Regions from separate parts of the Homo sapiens genome. Here region 2 is linked to region 1. A link is an interaction called in ENCODE POLR2A ChIA-PET data of the cell type or tissue named here. Cell type or tissue: GM12878. All regions are shown on one strand. Links, peaks and the distances in the headings refer to the core of each region. The heading gives the core; the rest is flanking DNA.

What was found. ChIA-PET counts read pairs that join two places held together with the same protein. Peaks named below come from ENCODE experiments on the same cell type or tissue, not always from the same donor. Only the 100,000 strongest peaks of a DNase experiment are listed, where the experiment ranks them.
Region 2: POLR2A ChIA-PET joins it to region 1 with 5 read pairs; 2 of 35 experiments call an interaction of 5 or more read pairs at or near these places.

The regions. Positions count from the first base shown.
Region 1 is chr1:165,644,327-165,648,724 of GRCh38, reverse strand. The region is part of intron 1 of MGST3 (microsomal glutathione S-transferase 3); the gene reads right to left. Among named protein-coding and RNA genes, the nearest start is that of MGST3, 15 kb to the right of the region's middle. In GM12878, for the core only: no CTCF peak of the experiment used is centred there; a DNase peak (open chromatin) is centred at 2,701.
Region 2 is chr1:165,530,252-165,534,649 of GRCh38, reverse strand. All of the region lies in intron 3 of LRRC52-AS1 (LRRC52 antisense RNA 1), which reads left to right. Among named protein-coding and RNA genes, the nearest start is that of LRRC52, 12 kb to the left of the region's middle. In GM12878, for the core only: no CTCF peak of the experiment used is centred there; no DNase peak of the experiment used is centred there.

The DNA.
Region 1 (4,398 bases), core at 318-4,317:
GCTCAGTTCATTAAAAGTAAGTTTCTCTTAGCACAGCAAAATAGGCCTAACTGCTTTTTTTTTTTTGAGATGGAGTTTCACTCTTGTCGCCCGGGCTGGAGTGCAGTGGCACGATCTCGGCTCACTGCAACCTCCATCTCCCGGGTTCAAGTGATTCTCCTGCCTCAGCCTCCCAAGTAGCTGGGATTACAGATGCGCACCACCACACCCAGCTAATTTTTGTATTTTTAGTAGAAACGAGGTTTTGCCATGTTGGCCAGGCTATTCTTGAACTCCTGAGCTCAGATGATCCACCCACCTCGGCCTCCCAAAGTGCTGGGATTACAGGTGTGAGCCACCGCACCCAGCCTAACAGGCCTAACTTCTTAAAACCCCTCCTCCCCACCATGATTCACAATAATTCTCATCAGTTTTCCCCTTCTACCGTCTTCACTCTGAGCTGCTCTCTGAGGCATGCCCGCTGCCCCTCCGGGGGCTGGGGGGCACACACTGCAGCGGGCTGGTTCCACAGGTCAGCAGATCCTGGCCTGTCTGTGCAGCTGCAGAGAGCAAGGAGTCTCTGGCTTCCCTCCAAGCTTCCTTGCCCACATTCTCTTCCCAAGTGTAGAAAGTCAGCATGAGGAGGAAGCCACAGTAGTTATTAAAAGAAAAACAGAGTGTGAATTCTGAACACCTCTTTGAAAATAAATAAAAATGACTGAACCTCCAGCCTATCCTTAAATTCAACACATCTGGGGCAAACAGGTCATTTAAAATAAAGCTGCCACCTAAGCATGGTGGCTCACACCTACAGTCCCAACAATTTGGGAGGCCAAGGTGGAAGGAACACTTGAGGCCAGGCAGCCTGGGCCACACAGGGAGACTCTCATGTCTACTCAGGAGGCTGAAGTGGGAGGATCACCTGAGCCCAGGAGGCTGAGGCTGTAGTGAGCTATGATTGCACCACCTCACTGCAGCATGGGGCAACAGAGCAAGACCTTGCCTTAAAAAAAAAAAAAGGTGTCTCTCAGAAGCAATAAATGTAAGGACAATAAAATTAAGCATATTTGCTTTAGGTTAAAGTTTGCAAATCAGTAGAGTGAGCTTTCAGACTCTAATCTTTGGACAGGATGCTGGGCTCCCTGGCTATGTGCAGGGCTACCTTGTGTCAGCCCAGCACTTTTCAGCTCACTTTTACTCTTCACAAAACTCCTATTAGCTCCACTTTATAGAAAAGGAAATAGAGGCTCAGTAAATGAGGGCAGAGCTAAGACCAGAGCAGGTTTTAGAATTCTCCCCCAAAACACTCCAGCTAGCCCAGGTAACACATTCAAATTTGGTGGCTTAGTCACTGACTTCTATTTTTCTTAATTTTAAGAGGCTAGGGTAGGTAGATGGCAAGATAAGAGAAGTGCCTCTTGCATAGATGCCTGTCACAGCAAAGCAACTGCTCTACAATCCACAGTTAGAATCTATAATTACAAATTAATATTTACTACTGAGCTCCTCTTTTAAAGTATAAATGCAATCTGTGAGGTTAAACTTGATGGGCATTTGCACCCTAGTGAAAGTTACTCTCCTCACACTTTGTTAAGGTATGTATGGCGTTATGAATCTGGATGATGACAAGCAGAGCCAGCAACAGTTAGGACCTTGGAAAGGCAGTGAATTCACAGTAAGGGTACCCAGAGTCTGATGCTACAGCAGTGGTTTGCAGAGGATGCATACTCAGTCATAGGGACAGTGCAAGTGCCTGGGGCAGCAGCGTGACTGTTCTCCCTGAGGGTCCCCCGCACGAGCCATGGACACGTCTGCATAGGTGCAGGAGCAATGCCTGAAAAGCTGCCTGCGAGAAGGGCAGCAGAACAGCCCTCCCTGATACCTCCTTGCACTCCTACCAAGTGAGGTGTCCTGCTTTATACACCATAACAACCTTCACTTAAAACAGAGCAGGACCACGTTTGTCTGGCATCTTCCATGTCAAGCACAGTGTGCACGCTCATAGATACTTACGGAATAAATGATTTGAGCTGCAACTGCAGGTGTCTTTCAGAATGACCACCACCACGCACCCCGTCCCCTGAATACACACCTGAAATAATCTCTATCATCTGGCACAGTGTCTGGTATAAAGTATGCATCTAACCAATTCAGGTTTCCGTTTCTTCCCTCAATATCTATTGAAACCAGGGAAGAAACTGAATGTATTTAAGAAAGACTGGTTTATGACTAATCCAGAAAGAGAAATCTTAAGAAAGAAGAATTCAGAACACAGAGAAAACTCTTGTCGTAGTTGTGGAAAACATAAATGCAATAGGGAGTGAAAAATCATTAAATCTTCTCTTTCAAAGAAAGAATCAGCTTAATTAAATCAACATTCAAAAAAACTATCATTTGCTACATCATTATTTTCTGAAGATTCCAAGGCGAAGAGATAGATATTCCCACTCCTTAGAGAGTGACTTTTGTGTGTGCGGGTGTGCACCAGGAAGGGGATGCAGCTCAGTTCACAGTGGCCACACCCTAGGCAGTCGCAGCCACACCCTGGGTTGTGCCAGCCCCAGAGGTAGCAGATAGCTTCCAGGGACAGGGTGGAAGAACTGATAGCTGGCACCCAACCAATCTCTGGCATGAGCACTCATTTGAACCGCAGACCACATTTTGCTGATTATATACCTACTCTGTGTCACCAGAAACCCTTTCATGAACCCAACAAGATAAAGTTCTTGAGAGTGGGAACTTTGCCCTTGACTTTCTCTTCTACGTAGTGCTAGATACACACAGTCCAAACAGTCCTTTCTGAGCTGAACTTTAATACAGGTGTAGATGACTTTGCAATTCACTTGGTTATATCGTAGCATTTGTTAATCATTATGCAGTTTCCTGGGTTAGTCATAAACCAGCAGTATAAATTAATATTTATGAATTGAAACCTTCTACCACATGCAGCCATGCGTTTCAGTGATGGACTGCATATTTAACAATGGCCCCATAAGACTGTAATGGAGCTGAAACATTCCTATTGCTTAGTGACATCATAGCCACTGTGCCATTGTAACATCGTAGTACACTGTATCATCCACATGTTTGTGGTGATGCTGGTGTAAACAAACCTACTGCGCTGCCAGTCATATAAAAGTATAGCATGTATAATTATGTACAGCACATAACACTTGATAATGATCATAAGTGACAGTTACTGGTTTATGTAGTTACTATACTATACTTTTTAGCATTATAGTGTATTCCTTCTACTTATTAAAAAAAAATGTTAACTGTAAAACAGGTGCAAGCAGGTCCTCCCTGAGGTATTCCAGAAGGCCTTGTTACCATAGGAGAGGACAGCTCCACACATGGCAGGTGTGTCCATGTGACCTTCCACTGGGGCAAGATGTGGAGGCAGAAGACGGATACTGATGATCCTGACCCTGTATAGGCCTAGGATAAGGTGTGTGTTTGTGTCTTAATTTTTAACAAAAAAAGCTTAAAAAGTAACTATGAAATAAAAAGAAAGTTTTAAAAATAGAAAAAATTTCACTTCCAGTTAGAAACCTACAAAGGCCATCAGCTCAAAGTCAGTATGGGTGTTCTGAACTGAATGGTGTTGCTTCTTTAAAAATAAAAAAAGTATTTAAAACATAGAAAAAAAAATCTTATAGAATAAGGATATGAAGAAACAATTTTTGGCCGGGCATGGTGGCTCACACCTGTAATCCCAGCACTTTGGGACGCCAGGGCAAGCAGATCACTTGAGGTCAGGAGTTCAAAACCAGCCTGGCCAACATGGTGAAACCCTGTTTCTACTAAAAATATAAAAAAATTAGCTGGGCGAGGTGATGAGTGCCTGTAATCCCAGCTGCTCGGGAGGCTGAGGCAGGAGAACTGCTTGAATCCGGGAGGTGGAGGTTGCAGTGAGCCGAGATTGCACCACTGCACTCCAGGCTGGGAGACCCAGCAAGACTCTGTCTCAAGAAAAAAACAAAAGAAAACAAAAAACAAAGAAACAATTTTTATGCAGTTACAATGTATTAGTGTTTTAAGCTAAGTATTGTCACAAAAGATTCAAAAGTTTAAAAATTATAGTAAAAAAGCTTCAGTAATCTAGTTTAACTTATTATTGAAGATAAAATATTAAAAAATGAATGTAGTGTAGCCTAAGTATACAGTGTACGTAAGGTCTGCAGCAGTGTACAGAAATGCCCTAGGCCTTCACACTCACCACTCACTCACTGACTCATCCAGAGCAACTTCCAGTCCTGCAGGCTCCATTCATGGTAAGTGCCTTCTACAGGTGTACCATTTTTTGTCTTTTATACCATATTGTTACTGGATCTTTTCTAAGTTTTTAGATATCTTTAGACACACAAATACATACCACTATGTTACAATTGCCTATGGTATTCAGTACAGTAACATGCT
Region 2 (4,398 bases), core at 123-4,122, 110 kb after region 1:
ATTCAGGCCATTTGATTAAAAGGGCACCTGGCATACAGAAAAGTGTTCAATAAAAGATAGTAGCTATTATTTTCATTTCATTTTATGGTTATGAATTATTAATAAAATAGCAATCCAAAATAATATAATAATATACATTCCCCCAAAGAAATAGCAACTGCAGTAAGAATTACTAATTTGCTGGTAAGTTAGAAATGGTTTGTTATTCTGAGTACTGTCAGAGGTTAGAGCCAGACCCATAATTCCAAAAGAGCTGCTCGGCTAAGGTTATCCTCAGAAGCTGTTCAGATATCCATGGTTCTAAGCACAGCAAGAGCAACTGGTAAGGTTTCTGCATGAAGCAGTCAAAGTCTATGTATGTTCAGGACCCTCCATGTGAATGAGGCTGGGACACAGCTGTGTGGATACAGACCTGCAGCATTGCCACACAAAGCATACGTGATGCAGGTAATCTATCTGCACACAATGCTGGATTGCATGACACTGTCATCCCCTGCACTGGATAAAAGCTCTTGACAATGAACTTTCTTGGGGGTGTTACAGGAAGGCTACTCTTAAAGCTTCCTCTTGATTCTCTCCTATCAGACCTGTCATTCTCAAATCTTGTGGTGCATTCTGACTAGGACAGGTGAGTGTGTGTGAGTGTGTAACCTTGGATGAATAAATTCATTAAAAATGGGATCTTATGTCCTTGGTGTCTTTTTAAACATTCCTCTTTATGATCATGCATTACCAAAGAGAAGTGTTGCTTTATTTGATCATTTGATCTTTGCTTTTACAATTACCAACCTCCGGCTGGGTGCGATGGCCTGTAATTCCAGCACTTTGGGAAGCTGAAGCGGTTGGAACCCTTGAGCTCAGGAGTTTGAGACCAGCCAGGGCAACATAGGGAGAACCTTGTCTCAATACAAAAAAAAAAAAAAAAGAAAGAAATTATCAACCCCCATCCTTTTTTTTTTTTTTTTTTTTTTTTGGTATGAGGTTTCTGCAGGCAACTTAAAGTACAACTGACTCTGATTCTTTTTTTTAGAGCATGAGAGGGAAATCATGTGTGTGTTGAGGTCTGCAAAGAAGGTCCGAGGAGATTACTAGGGTGTCCTTAAAAGACCCAGGAGTGTTCATGAGCTGGCCTCTAGCATTTGCCAAATCCATGAGAGGCCAGTGCCCCTTCGGAGGCTCCGGAAACTGCCTTGGCTGGGCAACTCATTCTCCTCCTCCCTCTTCTTGCTTCAGCTCCTGCTGAAAGTCAAGCATGGAGCCACGGAAAAGGCTAATTGGATTGGACTTAGGATTGGGGTGGGAGATCTAGCTGGAAAGAGCCTGGAACTGGAAATCTGGGGACCTGAATTTTAGTCCTGATTCTTTCATAAACTCACTATGCAACTTTAGACAAGTATTGCACTCCATAAACTTGTTTCCTCATCTGTGAATCAAGACAGCTATGGCTTTGGGTCTCAAGTTCTGCGGGGGCCAGGCCAGGGACAAACAGTGGCATGTGAAACAGCTCCTTCTCCTCCTAAACATTCTAGCTGTCCTTTAAAAATAGTATTGTCTAAACTAATGTGAGTGGTGCACCCTGGAATTGGCTGCGTGAGGTCTAGAACATCCAGGAGCCACTGGGAGAGGAGCGGACACTGTAACCTGGGGACAGCAAAGCTCTCAGATTCCTTGGGACGGGAGTGGAGAAGTATCCTTCCACAGAAGAGCCACTGAGAGCTCAGGAGAAGGACAGACTCTGGTCTTTGGTCTTGGAGGTGAGGAACCTCCCTCCTGCAAAACAAAATGAAACAAAAACAAACCTACAGGATGCGGTGATCTCCATTCAGATAACAAAGTGAACTTGAAAAGCTTAGGGACCCTGGGAGGCAATAGATGAGGCTGAGGAGTTCTATTGATAAGGCAAATGTGGCTTAGTCCACTGGGCCAGTTAGAACACCACCAGTGACCAGATAGAAGGAGATTTTTATAAATTGAAAAAAATAATTCATGTCCCTGGGGATAATTTAATACAGTACAAAAAATTATCATTGAAAAATAGGTTTCTCTGTTACTGGCTCCCCCTTGGTGTCCATTCCCAGAGGCAACCACCTTTTACAATTTCTTGTGTGTCCTTCCAGAAGGAGTCTAAGCAACAGTTGCACTTTGCTGTTTCATGGAACAATACATCTTAGAAATTGTTCTATACCAGGACACATATTCATTAATTAAACTCCTTGCCATGGTCACAGGGCCACATGGGCTCGTCCCCTGTCCATTGCTGTGATGTCCTCTCCCCTGACTCCCGTGTCTCACTCTGCTTAGCCACACTGGCCTCCTTCCTGTTTCTCTAATGTGCCAACACGTCCCCATCCTGGGACCTTTGTCCGTGTTGTTCTCCTCACCTGGAAGGCTCGTCCACCCTGTCCTTGGCATGCGTCACTCCTGTATGTCACCTCCCCAGACTGGCCCTCCCTGGTCATCCCATCTCAAAGAGCTCCCATCACTTACGTCTTCTTACTGTTTTTATTTTCCCTCACAGCACTTAGCACTACCTGGCATTATAGAACATAATTACCATTCCCTTGTTTATTTTCTGTTATTGCTGCTGGAATGTTAAGGAGGGCTGAGACTTTGTCTTGTTTTTCCACTGCTGTAATTTCAGTGCCTAGAACAGTCAGTGCCTGGCCCTTAATAGGCACTCAAATATTAATGAATACAATATTCAGGAAGCAATGAGATGTTTAGTTTAGAGGGCATGGCTTAGACTAGAGTTGGAGATAGAAGTTTGGGTATCATCAGACACTATTTTAAACTTTGGGATTGAATGTAGAGAGAGAATATAGACAGAAGAAGACCAGGGACTGATTCCTGGGTCCTTTTCACATTTAGATGTTGGGAAGAGGAAGAAGGTCTGACACAGGTGACTGAGATGGGACAGCCAATCAGGGAGGAGGGAAATATGAGAATATGGTGTCCCAGAAGCCCAGCCTAGATAGTATTGGCTAAGTCCGCTAAATCTTTCATATGTCTGCATAGTATTCCATTGCAACGCTGTGCCATAGCTTATTTAATTAGTCCTCTATCCACTGGTGTTTGAATTGTTGCCAGTCTTTGGCTGGTAAATAATGCTGCAGTGAATGCAGTTGTCTTTATCAGTAGTTCTGGGTGAGGCAATAGCAGGGAACTATTTAAAGATCTCAATTTTCTATAGAAGCAGAATGCATTCATGAGTTATTTAGATGTGGCATGGCAATAGCACTGGCTTGCTGAGAGCATTATATACATATATAAATGAATGTATTAATTGCATATGTAATGCACAAATAAATGAATATTGAGAGAGTCAGAGGTTAAGGGCAGGAAAGCCCTTTTGAAACCACTAGCCCCAGCCACTGCCTCCACGAGCAAGAAAACAAATTGTCCAAAGTCATCTGATACCTTGAACATAGCCAGGGTTAGAAAACAAGTCTCTTGACTTTCTGCCCACTCTTGGCAGAACTCCACAGTGCATGCAATGGCGTTTCTGATGATCAGCTTTGCCAAATTTGCTGAGCTGCAGGATATGGATATTTCTTGATTGAAGGCACTAGAGATAGATGAATGAGCAAAGATTTGAGACCAAACTGACTGGAGTGAATTTTGTCTCCAGCTTTTACTAGATGTGTGGCTACATACTTGACTCTGGACCTTGTTTTTTGTAAAACTCCTACTCTTGCCCTGTATGTAGCAGGCAGTAAATGTAAACTCCCATCTTTGCCCACCCATACTCTTTCTGTTTCTTCCAATGCAGTCCAACAATGAGAGAGAAACTGGAAACTTCCTTATAAAACTTGAAGAAAAACAAGACCACAGAAAGCAAACCAAAAGCAGTACTCTGTGTGTGTATGTGTGTGTAATTTAAGGCTTTGTCTTATTCTGGAAATAATGTCAACACAAATGTCTCTAAGCAAACTATTAATATGAATACATTAGGACTACCACTCTCAAAGGATGGGTGAAGATGGAAGTAAGAGAGACTAAGGAACACAGAAATCCCTAGATAGTCCTCATTTTAAAATTAAAAAATCCTATTTTTCTGAGTATAATACTTTTTTTGTGATTATTATGCTTTCTGCAAAAACATGAAAAATATAGAAAAGTACAAAAAGGAAAATAAGTTTAATGCATAATTCCATTATCACTATTAACATTTTGGTACATTCCCAGCCTTTATTCTATGCAGATACAGTTGTGGACCACTCAGCTTCCCCTTCCAGAAACACCTTGACTCCAGCTGTTAGCTCCTTCAAGACTGGGCTTAGCATTCGAGCCAAGGTCCCACTATTTTAGTGGTGGTCCCAGTAGGTGACTGGGCCAGCTTGTGCCACAAAGCCTGGCTACTTCTCCCAGTATAGGGCTCTTCTAAAGGGCGATCTTTGC